Linked DNA regions of Mus musculus: region 2 is linked to region 1. Evidence: chromatin contacts called from ENCODE Hi-C or POLR2A ChIA-PET data. All regions are on one chromosome and are shown on one strand. Each heading gives the region's core, a stretch centred on a gene start or an enhancer-like site at or near the end of the contact. The rest is flanking DNA. Distances are from core to core; before and after follow the strand shown. Region 1 has its middle 110 kb from the start of Gm39256. Region 2 holds the start of Maf (avian musculoaponeurotic fibrosarcoma oncogene homolog).

What was found. Hi-C counts contacts between places; a loop is a spot of excess contacts on that map. ChIA-PET counts read pairs that join two places held with the same protein, here RNA polymerase II (POLR2A).
Region 2: a map of heart shows a loop between it and region 1 (2.0-fold over the local background). The contact joins the promoter of Maf here to the enhancer-like site in region 1. A Hi-C loop is called at or near these places in 2 of 37 maps with a recorded cell type or tissue (gastrocnemius and heart). POLR2A ChIA-PET finds 5 or more read pairs at or near these places in 1 of 5 experiments (Patski).

The regions. Positions count from the first base shown.
Region 1 is chr8:115,528,331-115,533,277 of GRCm38, forward strand. No RefSeq gene overlaps it. Among named protein-coding and RNA genes, the nearest start is that of Gm39256, 110 kb to the right of the region's middle. Within about 2 kb of position 1,606, at least 1 of the 3 ENCODE cell types and tissues checked has a DNase peak (open chromatin) inside an H3K27ac peak, as active enhancers do; it is heart, where a contact is called at or near this core.
Region 2 is chr8:115,703,272-115,708,354 of GRCm38, forward strand. Maf (avian musculoaponeurotic fibrosarcoma oncogene homolog) reads right to left here and starts at 3,623. Exons shown (of 1, transcript NM_001025577.2): 1 at 1-3,623. The coding sequence starts at 3,592. The coding sequence ends at 2,480.

The sequences.
Region 1 (4,947 bases), core at 356-2,855:
ATATGAAAAAAAATAAGAAAAAAACCAACCCAAGATCAATGTACTGGCAGATATGAAGACGTCTTTCTCTGTTCACAGCGGATGTTTTTGATATCTCCTTCCAGGGCCTAGGGACAATCTTATCTCCTCAGGGCCTCTTTTAAAAAACCCCAAATCGACTCCTTAAGAACTGTAGTCTCATGACCTGTCACCTCCCAGAGTTGCCATAATTCTGATACCATCACTTTAGGGGGTTAGATTTCAGCCTCTGAATTTTGAAGGCACACCAATGTTTCTACTATATGGGGTCAGACTCATTTCCCATGATGAAAACCCTTTGTTTCTAAGTTTAAAACCAACATATCACTTTATACTGTCCCAGATCTCTCCATGTATGTGTGTCAAAGGAGGAGAGAACCCTATTCTTTTAGATGCCCCTAACAAAGGATTGGAGCCCAGTATGGAGAGACTTGTTCTCATCCAGAGCCAGGAGCAATAGACATTGAAAACCCTAGCACTTTGTCCAGGGTTCTCTATAAGAGCAGTAGCTGACCCTAAATTGAGGCATGGGGGCATAGAAAGATCACTGGCTCATGCCCCCCCCCCCCCAGTTGGATAAAAAGCACCTAACTTCTTAGATTGCTTAGCCCCTTTCTGGCATGTGCTAATATGCAAGGCTGGCACCAGGGAGGGTACCGTCTGGCAGGTCGATCCTTCATACGGAACATTAAGCCGAGGTCCTGCACAGTCTTGAACATTAACCATCCCCTGGTACCCATGAAGAAGAGCTACGGGTTTTATTAACCTCGGTGTCCTGGATGCGTTGTACGGTAGAAACACCATCATTAACCCACCTCCAGATGGGGGACGGGGACCTCTCTCCTAGCTCTGTTCCAAGAGACGAGGCCCTCTGAAATGCCTTCAATAATTTAAAGAAGCTACCTAAATGTGATCATAAAGTCTCTAACGTCACCTCAAGGATGGCAATTCATAAAGATTTTGTGAGAGTAAAAACCGCTTTGTTCTGTTAGGAGCCTTGGAAAGTTTGTGTGAATGCGTGTGTGTGAGTGTGAGTGTGTGTGTGAGTGTGTGTGTGTGTGTGTGTGTGTATGTGTGTGTGTGTGTGTGTGTCAGGTGGGGATATGATCTTGTCACTGTGCTTCTGCTACTGGGATTTCTGTAGTATCCTGGTTTAATTATTCCGAATATCACGGCCACAGCACGACCCATTAACAACTGCTCAGCCTGCTCCAGGAAGTCCCTTTGGTCATCTTGGTAACATAGCCCATCACTCATTTTTCCCCATGTCAAAGATTATATTTTCTTACCTACTTACAGACACAGCTTCATTATAAAAATGTTACAAGCATAATAACACCCTGTAAGTCCTGACTCACTGGAATTTAAACTCAGATCGCACCGAGGCATTCTTGGGAGGAAGCGAGCTCCCAGCTTGTTTCAAGAATGCCTCAGCCATTCTCTGGCTCGTGGCCGCACCTGTCATTTGTAGTCTTTCTGTTGTGTTCCAACTTGAAGCCAAGGAACACGAAGAAGGTTAGGTCATGTCAAGGGTCCCATGAGGGAGGTCAAGGGTCATGGAGAAGAGGTCCTTGTCAGGCAGGGAGAGAGCTCACCCTGGTTTCCTGTGCGAGGAAGCCGGTGCCTCAGAGGAATGAGTGGGCGGACAGGCTCCCTCCCCTTTGTGCTTGAAGAGGATTTCCCGGAGAGTGGGTGGAATGAGAGAGTGTGGTGTGGAGACAGAGGCCAGGATTCACACCACATCCCTGACTTAAACGCTGTTAATAAGTCCTTAAGCCCCACGGTTTCTCTTCTATTCATCTGGAACCGGAACTGAAAGTAAAGGATACATCACAAACTGCTCTCTTCCCTCTCCTCCTCTCTCTCACTTTGGCTTTCTTTATTCTTTTCTCCCGAGCTTCCTGTTTCCTACCTTCTTCCTTCCCTACAGCTCCTTCTTTCCCTTTCCCTTCCTCCCACTCCCCCTCTCTCTCCCCTTTCCTCTCTCCACCATCTCCTTCCTCAAACACCCTACTTACCACCATGTGCCTGAAACTTAACTCTGAGCTATAGATACAGGCTGGAATGGTCATTTACTCTCCAAACCCAAAGGCTTCCTGCCATCCCCTGTCCAAAAGACCAGGTAAAATGTTATCTTAAAAACACTTTGCAGGTTAGAAAGATTGCAGGAATGTGCATATTATATTGTAATTGTGGAATTATGCATACTGTATGCTCTGAGGGGGTTGGTGTAGGTAGGGGGAGAAGTTTTGCCCATAGACTAGAAAGTTCAAATTGTGCTAGCCTCCACCTGCCAGGAAGGTGGCACCCCCAGGGCTACCACTTAAACCCCAGTGTGAGTGTGTCCCTGGAACTTGTAGTGACAACATTAAAGAGACTGGACCACTGGGTCCCCACTCTCATCTTGGAAACAATTTCCTTTCATGTGTGTTCTACATTCCCTCAAGTATAGATTCACTTCAGCGAGAGACATTTGTAATCTCCTGATCTTGAGATTCAGTAAACACAGTTGAGCTCAATAAGTGAGCTAAACATTGCAAGAAATGGACCTAGCTGTTTTCTTTTTCTCTCTTTCTTTTTGTCCCAATGCTCCCCCCCCCCCCCCACACACCTTAAGAAACACATCTCTTGAATCACTCTACACTCATCCTGCCCACCTAGACCATCTTCAATTAAAGGCCTGAGACACCTTCCAAGACTGCCAGGTACCTTTGAACCTCGTGGGGTCTGTGGGAGCTGAGCAAGCTCACCAGTTCTCTGACTCTGTTTTTCCCTGTGACAAGTACCCATGCTTTAAGGCAACAGCCATGGGCCTGCCTCTTCAGGCCCCACTCACCAGGAATGATTTGATTGGCACAGAACAACAATAACCCTCTCCAAATCCCAGCTCCCCTCGCCTTTAGCCACCAGCACCCCTGGAAATGGACATGGTAGAAACGGAGATGGGAGAATGGGCTTGGGGGCCAGCACAGCACTGCCTGGTGGAATTTTCCGCAATACCACAGCCACTCTCCACACAGGGCTGCTGCTTCTGAGAAGCCGTACTTTCAGATTTCATTAATCAGTTAAATAGCTCCACATGCAGATGGCAACAACCAACACGGGCCACGCAAGTTGAGACACACCCAACCCTCTGTCTTCTCACTATTAGAGATATTCATTTCCGGGTTCACTCCACCTACGCAGTCAGTAAGTGATTGCCGCTCCTTCTAAGTCATGCCACCACTCTGAACCTAGGGACAGGGGTACAAGTATTGCTTTCCTGCAGTATTCATGGGGTGCTGGTTCCAGGGCCCCCTGGGGCTAACACATTTGTGAGGACTCAATTTCACATAAGATGCCCTGGTATTTTTCATTTACATATAAACACACACACTCCTTCCATGGACTCCAAATCATTATAGGTCCCTTATAGTAGCGACTGCAATTACACCCCATGTAAATGGATATCCACTCTCTCTGTTGTGGTGGTTACGGATGCTACTTTCTCTGAGTATTTTACATCTGTGTTTGGTTGGATCTAATGCATGGATATTGAAAACTAGATTTGTAAAGTTAGACAAGTCTCTGACTCCCATGAAGAAGCTTATATTTTGTGAAGGAGTGTGCCATGACAACCCATAATACACAGAACTGTGATGTAGGATAAGAACCGACCCTTAAGAACATGGGGGTAAGGGGAATTTTGTGGAGGAGGAGGGAGGCCGCATTAAGCTGTTCCTGTAAAGATAGAGAGTGGACCTCGGGGCTTTGCAAGCACAGGAAGGGGCATTCTCAGGGAGCCAAGAGGCAGGACAAAAGCTAGACCCCATGCTGAGACTAGAGGTTGGAGAGGGTCTGCATTGGGCAGGTTTGGCAGTGAAGTGAGTCAGGGAGTCCAGAGTTAACATTCCTCAGGCAGGCTGAGGCCAGATAATGAGAGGCCTTCCTAGAGTCCTAGGGGGTTCAGCACTGAAAGAAACTCCAGAGGCTTTTATTCTTCTGAGTTACTGGTCACTGGGACATGTCTTGCTAATCACGGGCTTGCATGTTCTACATTCTTTAGCCTCTGAGACACAGCTTGAGTTTTGCCTTCTCGATATCCACTCAGACATCCTTTTTTTTCCTTTTCTTTCTTTTTTTTTCATACCAATCCTTCCCCTGTTCAAGTGTGGCCTCTCTCCCTTCCATAGATGCTATGGGGCCATGTTTCCACTGTGGCTTTTATTCGGTAGGCTTTGCAGATTCATAGGCATTTGTCCTCCTGTGCTCAATAGCCTTCCCTGGTTAACTGACTGGGTTTGGTACGTCGGCCATGTTCCCACTAACACAAGCTTGGAAGGACATTTGAATAAGGAGAATTCTTGTCAAACTCTGGATCATCTGCCTGATATCCATGCAGTGTACTTCTTATTCTGAATAAAGAACATGGAGTGGGGGTTGGGGGGAGTCTCTGGAAATCCTTTCTGAGGCAAGAGAAGGTGAGAGCACATGGCAAACCTTTCAGCTTCTAATTCAACCTAGAGACCTGAGCCTTGAATGATAGAGCTTCCCATGAAGCGAGGGAGCTAAACCATCCACCTGGACAATACCAGATTTACAGGTGCGATAGATGTCCAGTGTCGTCCCCTTCCGATGTAATGACTGCTTAAAGCTTTTCCAGACTTACTGTGGATTGGATCGCATGAGTTGATGCCCGGATGGTATGAAGTGTTCAGCAAATGCCATGGCTAGGTGGTTTTCACTAATTGCTATATTTTGTTTTGCCTTGTTTTGCACCCAGCCTGGGAAGGCTCAGAACACGGACGCTTTTAGAATGAATTAAACACAGGAGAGCAGGCCTAGGTGGAAGAGTCAAGTGTATGCATTTAGAGTTCTGTGATCTGGTACTGGACTAATTGAGAATTAAAGTTTGGGTGTTTTGTTTTGTTTTGTTTTTAAAGCAGTGGG
Region 2 (5,083 bases), core at 2,373-4,872, 180 kb after region 1:
TTATTATTGTAGATTATTCTTTCTCTTGATATAACCAGAATTGAAAATGAAAGAGAAGCATGTAGAACGTCACGCGTGGTTAGTTAGTAACTCAAGTTATAAAACAATTTTGCACAGCAAAATATGTAAAAGAAAAGTAACTGACAAGATTTCTTATATTTATTGTGGTAAGATTTCCTTTCCTTTTCTTTCTTTCTTTCTTTCTTTCTTTCTTTCTTTCTTTCTTTCTTTCTTTCTTTCTTTCTAAGACAGGATGTCAGTCCCTGAAAATAACATTTACTGGTTATTGCCTTTAAAACTGTGGATTTTTTTAAGTTACAGAAAATCCAGTTCTGCACCACAACATAACTGTAAAAAATCTGCATCACTTTAAAACTGTGCAGTAATGCCATTTTATAACTGCATAAATTTTATTAGCGTTCTAAACAGTTTTTGCGATTTTTTTTTGTATTATATGCTTGCAGGTTATATCTTAGTGCAATTCAGTCCCAAATACTTTAATTTTGGAAAAAAACATACATTTTGAATGTAAAATACCCCTACAGATATAAACAGGGGCATTTCCCCTTTTAATACTTTGGTTTTCAATACAGTCCATGGTATAGCAAGAACTACACATACCCAACTTATATTTAAGTTGCAAGCACATGCTTCAGAAAGCTACTTTTTAAACAGTCCCCTTGCAAACTCTACCCCCCTTAACATCACAACAGTAAACAATTTAGTGCATCGGTCTTTAAAAAAATCTACAGCTACACAGACCTAACTCTTTCAAATGTATCTATAACATTCCTTTATCTGTAGCATACATTTTAACTGGGCTAACAGATTATAAAATCTAGAATTAAATTATATACTAGAAACCCATAGCATTCCACATTTGACAATGACCAAAAACCAAAAAAATTAAAAAAAAAATAGAAAAAATAAAATAAAAAAAAATAAAACCAACCAAAAAATAATTGGGGCAGATTTTTTTTTTCTTTCTTTTCAAAGAAAATTTAGACTGCTTTTGGCAATAGCACAATTTAAAGTGCCCCAAAGCAGGCATCATTGTTTCTAAAAAGAAAACATTTAATTTACGTTCTATAATATTTGCCATATAAATTTGTAGCCCATTCTGCTATCTTTGACAAGGAACGCCTTCAGTGCATGTACAACGGGAGGCTGAAGTTCATTGTAACTCAAAGCAGTCAGGAGTAGAAGCAAACTGTCAAGGGAAGAAGGCTCTGGGGTTGTACTTTTTCTGTTGTTGTTTGGAACTCAAAAAAGTCATGAGGCTGTAAATCAAAAGTATGGATGTCATGCGCTAAGTCTTCAAAAGTCCATTTCCAAGCCAAATTGGGGGGAAAAAAAAGGAAAAAAATAATTATACCATACATGTCCAGCATGCAGGCTTCTTTTATTAATATAATGTCTCTTTTCCATAATGTCTTTGAAACTGTTATAGTTCATTGTTGCTAAGACAAAGTAGCAAGCATCGTAATGCATGAGATGAGAGTAAGTTTGTTTTTGTGTTTTTGTTTGTTTGTTGTTTAATGGCAGACTAAACTTTCAGATTTGGCATCATAAGGCCAAAACTCACAAGTCACACCCAGAAGGTTGATGTAGGCTTGATTGTGGCAGGTTCAGGAGTGGCTTTAGTTCATTCTGTTTTAGCATAACAATGCTAAGATAAAACCCCCGTGGAACTCAGCTCGCTGCAAGGTCTATAGCATTTCACATTTTTTTTTCCTTTGCAAGCTCAATCAGAAGAACTCAGAAGGAGGGGAAAAAAAAACCCTGCTTTTTTTTTTTTTCCTTTTATCTCAAGAACATGGTGCAGGGGTGGGGGTGGGGGGTGGCAGAGGCTGGGAAACACAGCAAGCTCCAAAAAATTAGTAATAGTAATAATAAACAAAAACAAAGAAGAAGAAGAAGAAAAAAGAAAATCCAAACAAAATAAAACACACAAACACACACACACAGAATGAACACCAGCTCATGAGCTGAAGAAGAAGAAGAAAAAATATATATACAGGCAATTGATGGCCCGGTTCAAAGGTGAGCTATGCCCTACATGAAGTATGCTGCTCAGATCTTTGACCCTTGTGCAAGTCCAGGGTATGTGTGGGGCAGGCGGTGTAAAAAGAGTAGTAGTTGTAATAATAATAATAATAATAAAAAAGAACAAAACAACCAAGCTAGCAAGTTACGGGGGAATTCAGGTTGGCAATCCATGAGCCAGACACCCTTTCCCTCCCCAATTCAAAAGAGCCATCACCACCACCACAAGCTTGGTGTGTGTGTGTGTGTGTGTGTGTGTGTGTGTGTGTGTGTGTGTGTGTGTGTCTGTTCAGGGCCAAGGGGAGCAAACTCGCCAGGGGAGGGGGCGAGGTGGTGGCCGAGCGAGCTTGGCCCTGCAACTAGCAAGCCCACTCAGGAGCGGGACCCCCACGGAGCATTTAACAAGGTGGCTAGCTGGGATCGCGTGTCACACTCACATGAAAAATTCGGGAGAGGAAGGGTTGTCGCTGCTCGAGCCGTTTTCTCGGAAGCCGTTGCTCACCAGCTTCTCGTATTTCTCCTTGTAGGCGTCCCTTTCGCGCACCAGCCTGGAGATCTCCTGCTTGAGGTGGTCTACCTGCTGCAGCAGCTGGTTCTTCTCCGACTCCAGGACGTGTCTCTGCTGCACCCTCTTGAAGCGGCAGGACTGGGCATAGCCGCGGTTTTTCAGGGTCCGCCTCTTCTGCTTCAGTCGGATCACCTCCTCCTTGCTGACCCCGCGCAGCTGCCGGTTCAGCTCGCGCACCGACATGGTCACCAACTGCTCGTCCGAGAAGCGGTCGTCGAAGTGCAGGCCGCCCGCGGCATGGTGCGGGTGCAGGGCGCCCCCCGCCCCCGCCGTGCCCCCGCCGCCGCCTCCGCCGCCGCCGCCCCCGGCGCTGGCCGGGCCACCGCCGCCCGCGCCACCCGCGCCGCTCGCAGAGGCAGACGCGCCGCCCGCGGCTCCCGGGGCGCCGGCCGTCGGATGGTGGTGGTGCCCCGCGGCGTGGTGGTGGTGGTGATGGTAGTGGGGTGCCGCGCCGCTCTGCGCGGCGGCCGCGGCGATCACGGCGGACACCACGGCGGCGGCGGGGCCCATCTCCTCGCCGCTGCCGCCCAGGGAGGCGCCGGCGCCGGCCCCCGCTGCCGCGGCCAGCTGCTGCGCTCCCCGCGCATAGCCATCGAAGCCACCCTGGAGCTGGTGGCTGTTGCTGATGAGCGCCTCGACCGCGTCCTCCGGGCTGAAGCCCAGCGCCTCCGGGTTGAGCTGCTGCGGGTAGCCGGTCATCCAGTAGTAGTCTTCCAGGTGCGCCTTCTGTTCGCTGCCCGAGCCCGGGCTGGGCGCCGAGAAGCTGGGGGACGGGGGCACCGAGCTGCAGGGCGTGCTCATGGGGGTGGAGGACAGCGAGCCCCCGGCGATGAGACGGCCGCACTGGCTGATGATGCGGTCGGTCTCCACCGGTTCCTTTTTCACTTCAAACTTCATCAGATCGAAGTCATTAACATATTCCATGGCCAGGGGACTGGTGGGCAGGTCGGAATTGTTCATTGCCAGTTCTGAAGCCATCCTCCTGCCTCCGCCGCCACCGCCGCCGCCGCTCCGCCAGATGGGCTGCAGGAGAGGGGCCAGCGGGCTGTGCTGGGTGGCCAGCGGGTGAGCCAGCTTGCCGGGCTAGGGCGCTTCTAGCTTGCGCGGCGGTGGCTGTGGCCCGAAAGCTCGAACGTGCACACACCCCCCGCCCTGCCCGCAGCCCCCCGCGCCCGCCCTCCCTCCCCCTGCTCACGCCAATGTGCTCTCTCTCTTTCTCTCTCTTGCTCTCTCGCTCTCTCTCCTCCGCTCGCCCCGGGCCCCCTCCTCGCCTGCTCGCCTCCCTGAGCTCCGATCCCGGGCGCTTCAGGCTCGGGAAGGTCCTCCGCGGCTGGCGGTGACGGTGGTGATGACAGCGGCAGAGAGGATGCCGGAGGAGCACGGCCCGGTGCGCGGCGTCCCCGGCTCGCCGCTCCGCTGCGCGCTTTGCATAAGGAGGGCTCGCCTAAGCCGGCCGGGCTGCAGGCGGGGCGCGCGCGGAGGCTGCTCCGGGGCTGTGTGGCGCGGCGGGTGGCTGTCCCGGAGGCGCCGGCCTCCACACCGGAGTGGTTAACACTTCACGCTTCTCTCCTCTTCTGCCTGGCTCTTATGGTTACTATTATTATTTTCTTTTCTCTCTCCGGATCCCTCGCGTGCGCGCGCTCTCTCTCTCTCTCTCTCTCTCTCTCACCCTCTCCCTCCGTGCAAAGTGCAAGACCGAGGTGCAGGCCGGCTGGAGGCAAGGGAGGGGGGAGTTAAGTTCTTTCTTCCCCCACTTTTTTTCTTTTGGTTTTGGTTTTTCTTTTCTTTTCTTTTTTTCTTTCTTATTATTTTTTTAAAGCAAAATTGCAAGTCCTGGGCCAAGGCAAAGCCGAGAGCAAAAGGGTTGGGGGGAGAGGCCGAGCGGACGAGCAGCCCGAGCTACAGCTCCAAGATGAAAAGAGATTTTAAAGCCTCTGATCCCAGCGAGAAGAGTTTAAAGCAATTGCTGAGTTTTATAGCACCCGTGACGTCAGGCTCAAATGGGAAATTGACTGGCACTCTCCGCCAATGGGAGGCGGCGAGAGCGGCAGCGATTAGCATAATAGTATAGAAACAAGGAAACTTTTCGGAGCTGTCAATCACAGCCCAATCAGCTGACTGTCAGCTGGGACAGGTTTGCTTAACCCTTGCGGCGCTGCTACTGGGGCGCAGCCAGGGAGCAACACCCCCCACCACCGGCCGGTGCGAAGTTTAGTGCACCAGGGGACAGAGTTTACTAAAAGGGCGGCTGGAATCCGGTAGGACCCGGGAGGATGGTTTGCTTTCCTCGGAGTTCGAGAGAGGCCTGCCCGGCTGAACCGCAGCTCTCATGCTGCAGAGATCCGCCAGAACTCCCCTGTCCCCTGCCGGTCCCGCACCCTGACAACGTGCATTTATTTGTCTTGCAGTTTTCGATCTTTGATCCATCCTCTGCATCTTTCGTGGCTGTTGATGGGGGTAGCCGAGTGC